Regions from separate parts of the Mus musculus genome. Here region 2 is linked to region 1. The links are chromatin loops, found by intact Hi-C in ENCODE. Cell type or tissue: gastrocnemius. All regions are shown on one strand. Each heading gives the region's core, and the rest is flanking DNA. Links, peaks and the distances in the headings are about the cores only.

The links. A loop is a pair of places that touch in the nucleus more often than their neighbours do. Peaks named below come from ENCODE experiments on the same cell type or tissue, not always from the same donor. Only the 100,000 strongest peaks of a DNase experiment are listed, where the experiment ranks them.
Region 2: it touches region 1 in a loop (11-fold over the local background); 10 of 42 quality-filtered maps call a loop at or near these places.

Annotation. Positions count from the first base shown.
Region 1 is chr12:103,640,604-103,646,700 of GRCm38, reverse strand. It overlaps Serpina6 (serine (or cysteine) peptidase inhibitor, clade A, member 6), which reads left to right. Exons shown (of 5, transcript NM_007618.3): 5 at 1-71. It also overlaps the pseudogene Gm18501. Among named protein-coding and RNA genes, the nearest start is that of Serpina10, 12 kb to the right of the region's middle. In gastrocnemius, for the core only: a CTCF peak has its summit at 3,147 (motif pointing right); a DNase peak (open chromatin) is centred at 3,151.
Region 2 is chr12:103,496,343-103,502,439 of GRCm38, reverse strand. No RefSeq gene overlaps it. Among named protein-coding and RNA genes, the nearest start is that of Ppp4r4, 33 kb to the left of the region's middle. In gastrocnemius, for the core only: a CTCF peak has its summit at 2,986 (motif pointing left); a DNase peak (open chromatin) is centred at 3,504; H3K4me3 peaks cover 442 bases; H3K27ac peaks cover 1,504 bases.

The DNA of each region.
Region 1 (6,097 bases), core at 1,879-4,378:
TCTCAAAACAAATCAATCGGGAGGGGACCACTGAGAAAGAGGTAACAGTTATTAAAGGATGTTTTTGCAAACTCTGGAGTGCCTGGGTAGTTGCATTCTGAAGAGGGTGTCCCCTCTCTTGATTCATATATGGGAGCTGCCTTATCACTGTCCTCACATGGAGGAAGAGCAGAGATAACTCTCTAGGATCTTTCATAAGGGCACTAGTCCAATTCAAGAAGGTTCCACCCATGTGACATCATGTGACTCCCTGAAAGGTTTCAAATACTAGGTTTCAAATGAATCAGTGAGACGTTCAGTCCATAATATACAGTCCTACTGCAAGAGAGGTGAGTCCAGCCAACAAAGCCACCTCTTTGTGATGGGAACAAGAACATGGGACATCTTGGATCTCATTCACAGGTCAAGTGTAGTGTGTGGCATCAGAGGGAGATGCCTGAGACAGAGCCCAGCCAGGTCACAGAATGCTCCTAAGATAAAACCAGAATAGTTTGGCTGTCTTTAGAATGTTTTGGGAAGAGGGGCTGGCAACTTTTGGACGCACAGTGAAAGAGATGACAGACGAAGTCTGACATGGTGACCGGCACAGAGTTAGCAGAGGGGAAAAGCAGCAGATGTATAATTCTAATTCTTGATGCTTCTTCTGTTCCTACTCCAAAATCAACACACACACACACACACACACACACACACACACACACACACACCACTGATGCAAACCCCCAAGGCTTGGACCAGCCATGCTGAGGCAGTTCTCCTGCGTCTACCCAGACTGCCCCTTGTGACTGTGAGCAGAACATTATTTCTGTCTCGTCGTGGTTATGGTTTCCTTTTATTTTCATTTTGTTTTGCTTCATTTTTTTGCAAGCCAAAGAATAATCCAATCAAGTTCATAGTCACACCCATCCTTAAATATACTATGTGAGTGTTGCACTTGTAATAACATTTCATAATATGCATTCTTTTATAAATGGAAATTTATTTTTAAAATTTGGCATGAATCAAAAGTACCATTTGAAATTAATAGGGGGAATATTTTATTAAGCCATGTATTGCTTGCGAATCACTAGGGACTGAGGGAAAGGTGCAATTCTTCTCGTCCTTGAAACAATTCCAGATGAATTAAAGATTTGAGCACCAAAGTTGAAATCATTAAATCATAAAGTATACAGTTTTAAAACAAATCTCAAAAGGATGAGGTATATTTAAAACCCAGAATCGCTAAAGAAAGGGCGGCTGCACTGAAGTTCGTAAACAAAGTTACCTGGGTTTAAGAGACAAATGAGGGAGAGATAAAAATATGAACATCAATTTCTCTACCATGTCACTTAACATTTTAAAATGCCAGGAGGAGGTTGTGTTGGGTTGGGGACAATAGTAGCTGATTGAATTTTTTTTCTTATGTATCTTCCAGGATACTATAAAACCAGTAACGTAACAATAAAACTCCCCGTGATTCAGGCTTCCACACACATAGCATTATCATCTGAAGTCGGAGCCCCAGGAGAGGGTGGATGCAGGAGACCAAAAAAAAAAAAAAAAAAAAAACCACCTAAAATATATCCTAGCATTATTGGGATGTGCAGAAGGTAGACTATGAGGCTGAGTTGGTGGGAACAGGTCACTGGAGGTGTGTCATTGGGTGTTACACCTTACCCTGGCCACTTCTTCTATTCTGTTTCTTTGTTTCCTGTCCACCATAAGGTAAGCAGCCACCTCTTTCACGTTTCTGCCACCAAAGGGTCCCACATCACTACATCTCCCCAATGGCTGGATTCAAAGACCATGGTTTTGAAATGCCTGAGTTCCGGGGTAAATAAACCTCCCTTCCCCCTTTAAGCCGTTTCTGTCAAGCATTTGGTTACAATGAGAAAGACTAACCACAAACGGCTGGGTGTCTCCTTTTGTTTGCTTTTTTTTGCCAAATCTTAATGAAAACTGTAAGTGCTCGGGTCCAACAGATGGAAAGAATCCACAGGAGAAACACAGAGAACCTCAGGCAAGGAACAACATGCCTGAGCAGAAACAGAAAACTCTTGAATCACACACAGAGAAAGATGCACTGCATACAGAGGACAAAGGTTTAGAAAGAGGAGGCTGGACTTCTCGTCGGAAGTACTGCAGGTCATCCTATGAGCTGAACTGAGAAGCACACTAATTCTGCAGGATTCCTACCCACACCATGCAACCTGGAGTTGACAGGAAGGCATTTGGGACAAACCTAAAGTGAAAAATGTACAAAGTCTCAGGCAGAATCCTTCCACCAGGCCCAGAGGGAAAGGAAACAAACCTGCGTTTTCTCCTGCCTGGGTAGGAGGACAACCAAGGGACATGAAAGCCAATGCCACTGGGAGATCTGGGAGTGGACTTGGAGCCAGAAAAGCAGTGTAATTTAAAAGATTTGAACGATTGGATATTATTAACACAATATAGTAACCTATAGATTTCCTGGGTTTGATCATTATATGATGGTTAAGTCCACTTTGGTAAATTCAAGGATGCTTAGAATAGAAAGCTAAAAACTAGAACTCTTGAAAACTATACTAAGATAGATGCCTTTAAAGTTCTGGGAGTGAAGGAGGGCAGTGATAACAGTTTTCAGAAAGAAGAAAAAGACCCTTCAGAAATGAAGACAGAGGGCCCGGAGAGACAAATCAGCAGGTAAGAGCACTGGCTGCTTTTCCAGAGGAACCAGGTTTGGCTCCCGCACCAACCTGTCAGCTGCCCTAACTCCAGTTCCAGGATAAACGTCCTCTCCTGAACCATGTAAGCACTGTACACACATTGTGCACAGATATGCAGGGAACACATCCATACACATAAAACAGAAAACATGTGACCACATGAATTTTAGAAGACAAAAGATGAAACATATTATGATTATTAAATATATATTTTTAAGATAGTTATTTGGGCAGAAAGATGATTCTAAAAGCATGAGAAAGGTAAATATGTGGGCAAAGGGGGAAATATTTCAAAGATACCTTTAAAATATAAATTATTGTAACAGAAACAATAACCATGTGGCATGCAAATTATCAATTTATTGCTCACCAGCTCTAAGTCCTTCCATAATCATTGCTCTGTCAACCTAAGTCTACATTTTTAATGTGTCTGCATCCCACAGTGGGCACAATGCCGGCTTTTGTCAGTAGAGGGCGCCAGAGAGACATTGTGGAATGAAATGGCTTCACTTTCCTGGTTCAGACCAACAAAGTGAGACAGAGCAGTAGGTGACAATTAGAGACAAACAGACAGACACACACACACATAGATTATTAATAGAGATACAGAATATAGTCAGAATGATGGATAGGTGACTAGATAGATACAGACAAATGATAGAAATATACACCCTGAAAAATAATAATTGAAAGATAATTTTCTTAACTATATACCTTGAGTGCCTGAGTAGACGCTCACATACATGATTCTTAAAGCCAGAATCTTTCTTACATAAAAAACATTAAATTGAATCTTACAAAAGCAAAAATTAAGAAAAAAATACAGATTATATCCTCTATCATTTCACACTGAACTGGGATTATTTATCAGATGATGAGATTAATTAAAGACAAGAAACTAGAACTGGAGAAAAAAGGAATAAAACTATCTGCATTATCATGCTGTGGCCATCTGCCTGTGTTGCTAAATAGGCAAAAAGGTACCAAAGTCTCTATTAAACACACACACACACACACACACACACACACACACACACACGAAAACAAGTGATCACACAAACTCAGTAAATGAGTGCAGCAAGTTGTCGGGGTATAATTAGCATAAAATGACACTTTTCATATGCATAAATAACTGCTAAACAAAACATGCAATGGCAGAGTAAAGGCAACAATAGCCCAAAAGATACAACAGCATGGGTATAAATGTGAAACTGCTCCAAACCTACACTGAGTAAAACAAACTACTCCTTAAATATGCAAAGTTAGATGTGAACAAATGGAAAGTTACCCCTTCCTGAGTGAGACTGCTCAAATCATCTGTATACTATCCCTTCCTGAGTGAGACTGTTCAAAATCACCTACATACTGTTTTCTCTAATGTAATATATTAACTAATTGGGTCCCAGTAAATATACCAACAATTTTTCTCATAGATCTGACAATATGACATCAAAATCTATTTAGAAAATGCCCAAGGATAATACAGAAAAGCTACAGGCTCAGGAAAAAGAGAGGATATTGTGACAGACAGGAAGTAGAGAACACAGACTCTGTAGGTAAAATGCTGGTACCAACACATGAACACACAGGCAGGCTGATGGTGTAGGTAGGATAAGATCTTTAGAAATGGAATAAGGGACCAAAACAAAGTGTAGGTGGAAAAGGCAAGCAAACAAACAAAGGAAACCTGCTGCTTTGCAAGATAATTTTAAAATTTTTGATAATATCTAGCCAACTGATTTACTGTGATTAAAATAATACATAATTAAAGATGATTGATAATTAAAGGGTAGAAATAGAAAGTCTTAAAATGACCCAAGCACAAATGATGATATTATTTGTTAATGAGGGACAACTGGATAACCATTTGAATCAGAGACAGAGATGGGGAGAACAGACTTTGAGCCATTCAACATGCGAGACATCATATTCAAGAATAGAAAGGGTGACTTGGAAATAGATGACAGTGTTTCTGATCCATGCATGAAATGAGGCTGTATGCCTCAGTGAGATAGGATGATATGTGTGTGTGTGTGTGTGTGTGTGTGTGTGTGTGTGTGTGTGTGTGTGTGTGACTGCCCTCAAGAGTATCCTAGTATGAACTGTGAGTTCAAAAACGATGAATGGGGATCCCAGGCATGTCTACATGGTGCCACATGTCAGGATGCTCTTGGAGCTTAGCTCTGTGACTGTGCACCTGGAGTCAGTGAAGACCACTGCAAACTCAAGTTTGATGAATGTGCCAGCCAGCCACCTCTCTATGGAGGTCTACGTGTGGGTGGAGAAAAAAAGGTACCACTGTGACTGCATCAGTAGTGGATTCACAGAGACACACTGTGAGACACTGATGCCTCATTGTTGGTCAAAGCCTTGTCACAATAATACATGTGAAGACACTTTTGACAGCTGTATTTGTCACTACTGGCCTAGACACATAGGTGTCCTGTGTGAGACAGACATAAATGAACGTAGTAGAAACCCCTGTCAATTTGGGGAGAAATATGTAGAGCTGTCCTCAGACGATCAATAGGGACACATTGCAGGCCTGCCTTCTTCCTTCAACTACCTTGGAGCCTCAGGCTATGTTTGTATCTGTCAGCCTGGATTCACAGACAGGAGCCTAGCGTGACTGTCCTCTGAGAGGTTTCACCCAACAGCTGACCTAAACAAATGCAGACCCAAACATATGACCAAGCTCGGGAAGTCTTGTGTAAGATTTAGGAGAAGGATTGAGGGACCAGAAGAGGAAAGACACTCCACAGAAGACCAACAGGGCCGATTAACCTGGACCCTTGAGGGTTCCCAGAGACTGAACCACCAACCAAAGACCATACATAGGCTGGACCACCCCCCTACCCTCCCCGTGCACATATATAACAAATGTACAGCTTTGCCTTCATGTGGATCACCCAACAACTGGAGTTGGGGATTACCCTGACTGGCCTCAGTGGGAGATGATATGCCTAGTCCTGCAGTGAGTTGAGGTGCCAGGATAGGTTAGTACCTAGGAAAGGACCCCATCCCCTTCCCATAGGTAAAAGAGAGGGATGGTGGGGGAAGGGCTGTGGTGGAAAACATGAAGAGGGGAGCTGCAATCGGGATGTAAAGTGGATAAATAAATTAATGGGAAAAAGAATAAAAGCAATCAGAGAACTAAACTGAAAAGAAATTAAGCTACCCAAGTGTGAAAAGGAAAACATCGCTGTAAGTGTTTCTGCTCTGATGGGAGGGTATCCTGAGACGTGGGGGCCCATGAACCACACAGCTCTGAGATGGGTCAATGTCCCCAAGGGAAAGGCATCCTGAGACATGGGAGCCCTGGAACTACACAGTTCTGAGAGGAAGCCTCCTCAGCAGAGCATTTCAGCTCCCAGGAGAGAATATTCCTACCTGAGCTGAAGAGCTCGGGGTCC
Region 2 (6,097 bases), core at 1,891-4,390, 140 kb after region 1:
AGGGTGTCAAAATTCCTAGACTTGGAGCTACAGAATGCCTGAGGTTGTGCAGAGCAGAGCTGAGAGAGCCTAAGTCAGTGATGTACTGTGGCTTCTGCTATCTGAGGACCCTGACGGGGAAGCCGTGGGGGAAATTTTTCACAAGAGAAACACAGAGTGCTATTACCCACAAGGATAATTTTAAAAAACAAAACAAAAACAACACTCTCCAAACCAGTAAGAGAGCTCAGCGAGAAAGAAAACAAATACCCCGGTGTTTTAAAAACACACAGTGCCAAGTCCAGGACCTGTTTTATAGACGAGAAGAAATGAACCAATTTACCAGAAAGTCAATGCGAGCTTGCACGCACAGTTCAATCCCTTCATTCAATCAACAAACATGCACTCAAAGTCAGACAAACACAAGGCAGAGAGAAACGCCAGCTCAATAGAGGACCAAGAAAGTATTTGTCCCACACAGGGACTGAATGGGGTGACAGCCTGCTGGAACGTGCTAAACCCCCACCCCTGGGGCCATGTCCAAGACTTAGCCTTCTTTTATATGTAGCCCTTTGTGTCCGTCAGAGGTTGCATTGATGAAGTAACTCTGAGACAATCAAATTAAAAAGAGGAAACGTTTCTTTGGGCTCATGGTTTCAATAGGTTAAGGCCATGTTGCTTTGGGTGTATGACAGGTGCTTAGAAGGGTGGAAGAAAAGCCGGGCATGGTGGCACACACCTTTAATCCCAGCACTTGGGAGGCAGAGGCAGGCAAATTTCTGAGTTCGAGGCCAGCCTGGTCTACAAAGTGAGTTCCAGGACAGCCAGGGCTACACAGAGAAACCTTGTCTCGAAAAAGCCAAAAAAAAAGAAAAAAAGAAAAAAAGAAGAAGAAGGGTGGAGGAAGTTGGGATTCCATATCACCTTAAAGAGAATATTCCCTCTAATGGCACTATCTAGAACTTCCACGCCAGCTCTCAATATTGCCATAGGCTGGGGACCAAACTATACCACATGGGCCTTTGGTACCCATTGATGAATAGAAACCTTACAGATCTCTCCCTGGTCTCTTAACTCCAGATCCCCTTTGAACTAGTTAAGAAAAGTCAGATAAGATCTGGTCCACGAGAAGGCACAGAGATAAAGCCAGGTGGATGGCTTAAGACTACAGTTCAGGGGCCCAAACTGTGACTTCATGGCTGCTTACAGCAAGCAGGGAAGTCTGGGCCAGCATCCTCAGTCTTGGGACCAGCACCTCTATTCCCCAGCTAGTCTACCATATTTCCAACCTTCCAACCTAGACAGTCTCAGCTGCCTGGGGGCTTAGCTGTCACACAGTGTTTTTCTTTCTTTCTTCTTTCCTTCCCTGAGATCTAAACCCCTGAACACATGGTCCTTTGTCAAAGGCTAGCAGCCTTTGCAGATAAAAGCTCAGGTCCTACCAGATTGGAAATGTAGAAGTTGAGCACCTGGCTTCAACCTGGCCCCCTTTTTTGACTATGCTCAGTGTGCTTGGCGCAGCCCACAGTTCTCCTACAAGGAGTCGGTCATTTCTTCCACCGAAGAGCTCCTGGCAGACCTCAGCAGCCTCTGTTCTTTCATTGTATCGTCTATCTGGTCCACTTTCACTGCCAAGGACAGCCCTCCGGGTGCACTCAATTCGGCTCAGGAAAACAGTAAACTTTGTCCTCTATGATGTGCGTGGTCTCCACCTCCAGACATTTAAAATGTCTCCAAGGGTTCTTTAAAACAAAACAAAACAAAAAACAAAAACAAAACAAAACAAAAAAAACTGGGGTGTCTCACTAGGTCAGGAACAGTAGAACCTCAGAATAATAGAACAATTGTCACAATCTCAAGGCTGCTTCTCAGAGGTAGGTTTCAAGTGACATTCAACACTTGGGATGGTTTGCAACAGCAACAGGATCTCGTCTGGCAGTCTGGGCCCACACTTTATGCATCTTTGCAGGGAGAGCAGTGTGATAGGCCAGGCCCAAGAACCAGAATCATTTACCTATGATCTCTCTTGAAGTTGCTTGCTCACCAGGGGGGTGGGGGGGGAGACTGCAACCATGGTTGAACTCTCTGGACTTTGGCCAAGCTGCCCACAAAATATTAATGTGGAGGGATATGGCTCAGTCAGCAGGGTGCTTGCTTGGTATGCACAAAGCTCTGGGTAAACTGGGCATAGTGGTTTATACTCTAATCTTAGTAGTCAGGAGGAAGAGGCAGAAAAGTCAGGAGTTCAAGGTCATCCTCAGCTTCGTAGCAAGTTCAAAGCCAGCTGAAGCTACACCAGATCCTGTCTTAGTTATTTTGCTACTACAGTGACAAAGTAGCACGGTCAAGGCAATCCATAGAAGGAAGAGTCTATTGGGACTTAGAGCTTCACAGGGTGAGTACATAACCATCATGACAGGGGGCATGGCCCTGGAGCAGTGGCTGAGTGCTTAATTGTTGAGACAGTAACCACGAGGCAGATAAAGAGAGCTGACTGGAAATGGTGTTGGCTTTTGAAACCTCAGCCCTCCCCACAGTGCCACACCTCCTTCCACAAGGCCACTCCTCCTAATCCTTCCCAAACAGTTCCACCAACTGGAGACTAAGAATTCAAATATACGAGCCTATAGAGGCTATTCTCATTCCAACCATCACAGAACCTGTCTCAAAATAAAAAAGAAGACAAGACACAAATGCATTCACTCCTCCTGGCCAGTCTCACTGGGTTACAGTAAGAACCAAGAACAATTATTTTTTAACATGTATTTTTTTAGATAGATAGATAGATAGATAGATAGATAGATAGATAGATAGATAGATAGATAGATAAAGCAACACATACTTGCTAGGCAAAATTTATGTCAGAAACTTCTTAGAATTGGTGAGACCTGCAGAATCCAGGGCTGAAGAGATGGCTCAGTGGCTAAGAGCACTCGCTGTCCTTGCAGAGGACCCAGGTTTCCTTGCTACCATCCACATAGCATTCCAAGGGATCCAAAGCCTTCCTCTGCCCTCTGCTGGTACTGCACATACGTGGTACTCATATATACATGCAGGCAAAAATAGTCACACACATAAAACAACAATAAGTAAATCTTTAAACAGTCTGAGAAGAAAAGAGATGTGAAACCACAGCCCCACCTCCCCCCACCCCCACCCCCACACCCCATTCAGAATCTTCATTTTCTCCCAATTTGTGTGAAGAGTGCCACGTTTGCAAACATGCATAGCCATGACCATGAAAGTGAGGTTTGACGACTCGCACTCTTAGTTTGAATTCAGCTCCTCCATAGAAGACCTTCATGGGCTTCACTAACCACCAGAGGCTCAGTTTCCTTAAGCACACGCAGACAAGGTTCCCTTAGAACAAGCACACAGCCCTTGGGAGAAGGAAAAGCAAGAGGTGGGGGAAGGCTGGCGGAGGCCAGGCAGGAAATGGATACCGAGGAGATGAGATGGTGGAGAAGATCAGAAATAGATCAGGGCTTCCTGCTGCCAACCCTGCTGGCCTCCACGCTGGCCCTTCCCAGTCACCAGAGCTCCTTGGCACAGACTCCCAAGCCAACCCTTGGCCAGATTCCACTGAAGACCCAAACTCCTGCGTCTCAGACTTCAGGGTGGTACTAGGAGAGCTGGAGAGCTTTCATCTGTCCCAGGCCACAGGGTGTCTCCCAGATGGTGGCTGGGGACCCAGGACAGAAATCAATGAGAGAAAGGGGAGACAGGGCCACAGATCCTCCTGGGTACAGAGCTGCAGGTGGATACATTTATTGACTGAAACACACAGCACACTGGCTCTTCCACCAAGCACTCTCCTCACTGTAGCCCGAAGAAAAGGGTACTTGCATGACCTGTGTTCCCAAATTCCCCAGCAGTGCTGGGAAATGTCCTCCACAAGAGTCCACTCAAGTAATTAGGACCGGGGATGAGGGTGCCCTTGTAAATGGCAGGGGTGGAAGCCTTCACTCCACTTCAAGGTTTTAAAATACCAGCTTTATGGGTCTGCAGCGAGCATCACAGAGATAATGTGTGAAGCCCTCTTGCCACAGGCTCATTTGTCTGCTCCAGATGGACCAAAAGCTTCGCGATGGCCCAAAGGCCCCTTCCCCAGCCTTGGCCTTGCCCTGACAGCTGCTGCTTAATGGCCCTTCTAATGGATGTTTCAAGTCCAGAGTGGTAGAACCGACCCTGAAAGCGTTAACTCCTGGCTGGCGCTATTTCTCAGAAAACGCCCTCTGATCTTCACAAGTACGGTGGGTAGCTTGGCCCTCTGAGCTTTCCCAAGCTCAAGGAAGTCAAGTTAAGGATACACTCTCTGACAATCATTTGGTAAGCTCTGGAAGATACTTTTCCTTTTTTTTAAATTAAGTTTTTTAAAATTACTTCTTATATTAGCATACAAAGTAGTGGGTCTTGTTATAACATTCAAGTCTTTTCTTCCCTCTTTTAAATTAAAATTTAAGTATAGCATTTCCCTTTTTACCTTTCTCCACCACCTCCTTACATACATGCACACGCATGTGTGCACTGACTGACTGATTGACTGACTAGCAAGATAATTTGGCAGGTAGAGTTCTTCGCCATTAAGCCTGACCTGAGTCAGATCACCAGGATACAGTCAGAAGAGAGACCTGATTCCTACTGGTTATTTTCTGGCCCCCAGACCCCCACCACACACACACACACACACACACACACACACACCTTTTTTAAAGCTAAGATGCTGAGTGTGATTGCTTCTGGCTGTACTCAGCCTGCATCCTACAGCATCAGTCAGAATAAAGCAGCAGTGACTTTGAAAGGGGTGTGGATACAGGAATTGTCTTCATGGGTGCCTGCCTTGCCTAGTAGCCGCTGTGAAGAGGCTATGTTGGTCTCTCTGTTAGAAATCTTATCTGGCTGGACTTTAGAACACCGGGCAGGGCCACCTCAGCAGATCCACAGAACATCTGTGAGCCTTGGGGCTGCTGAAGTCACCACAGCTAGACCCTCATCACCAGAACCATACCCCAGCCAGGCTCAGCTGGGAAACTCTGTATCAAGCAGCATCCTTGTGGCTGCTGCAGTCTAAAACACTGTAGGTCCGTGTGACAAAATAAGATGGAAGAAATATGGAGGGAGGAAAGGAGGCCAGGATAGAGAGAGCCAAGGAGAGCGCCTCGGACATCTCTGTTCCTTGCCTGGATCCAGTCCTTGGATCCAAGATGGTGGCATTGGGAAAGGGTGGCCCCATGTATTCCTGGAGCCAAGAATCACTTTCCCCTCAGGAAAGCCGGGACAGCAGGTGACAGGATTTTGGCAGAGGAATGGAAGCATCAGGACAGGTGGCTGTGCAAATGAGGGCTTGCGGCTTGGGATTCACTTTCCATGACAACATCTTTTATAGGTTAATAAAGTGGGAAAATGGGTCACCACTGACTATTCCAGGTCACCTGGTACCCAGCCAATGCTGTTCCACACGCTTCCTGGGAAGGCTTAGTGTCACTGCTCATGCGAAATGGCTGGGTGTGAGCACCATCCATTTATAGGAGCTGAATGAGCAGATAAACGCAGATCAGATGTGGGTTCTAATAACCCCCTGGTATCCTGAGATATTCCCCAGCCACTGAAAGCACCGCATGATTCCTGAGGACAGAGAGGACACAAAGGGAGTCTTCAACAAGCCAGTCTCATTAGTCCAAAGGTGAGGGAGGTATCTCACCCTGGCGGAACACCAGAGCCCCAGTTTGGTGACCTATAAGCCATGTTTCTCTGAGGTTGAACTACCCACAATGCGCTTGTTGCGGGGTGTGTGTGTATAGTGTGTAGCTAGAGGGCACCTTTTGGATATTGTTTTTCAGGTGCCATCCACCTGTTTTTATTTTGTTTGCTTTAGTTTGGTTGGTTGGTTGGTTGGTTGGTTGGTTGGTTTTGTTTTTTCAAGACTGGGTTTCTCTGTGTAGCCCTGGCCATCCTGGAACTTGCTCTATATATAGACCAGGCTGGCCGAACTCACAGATCCACTTGCCTTGGCCTCCCAGGTGCTGGGATAAAAGGCTTGAGCCCTCACTGCCTGGCTGTGTTTTATTTTTCACACGTTGTCTCTCATTAACCTGAAACTCTTCAAGGAAGCTAGGTT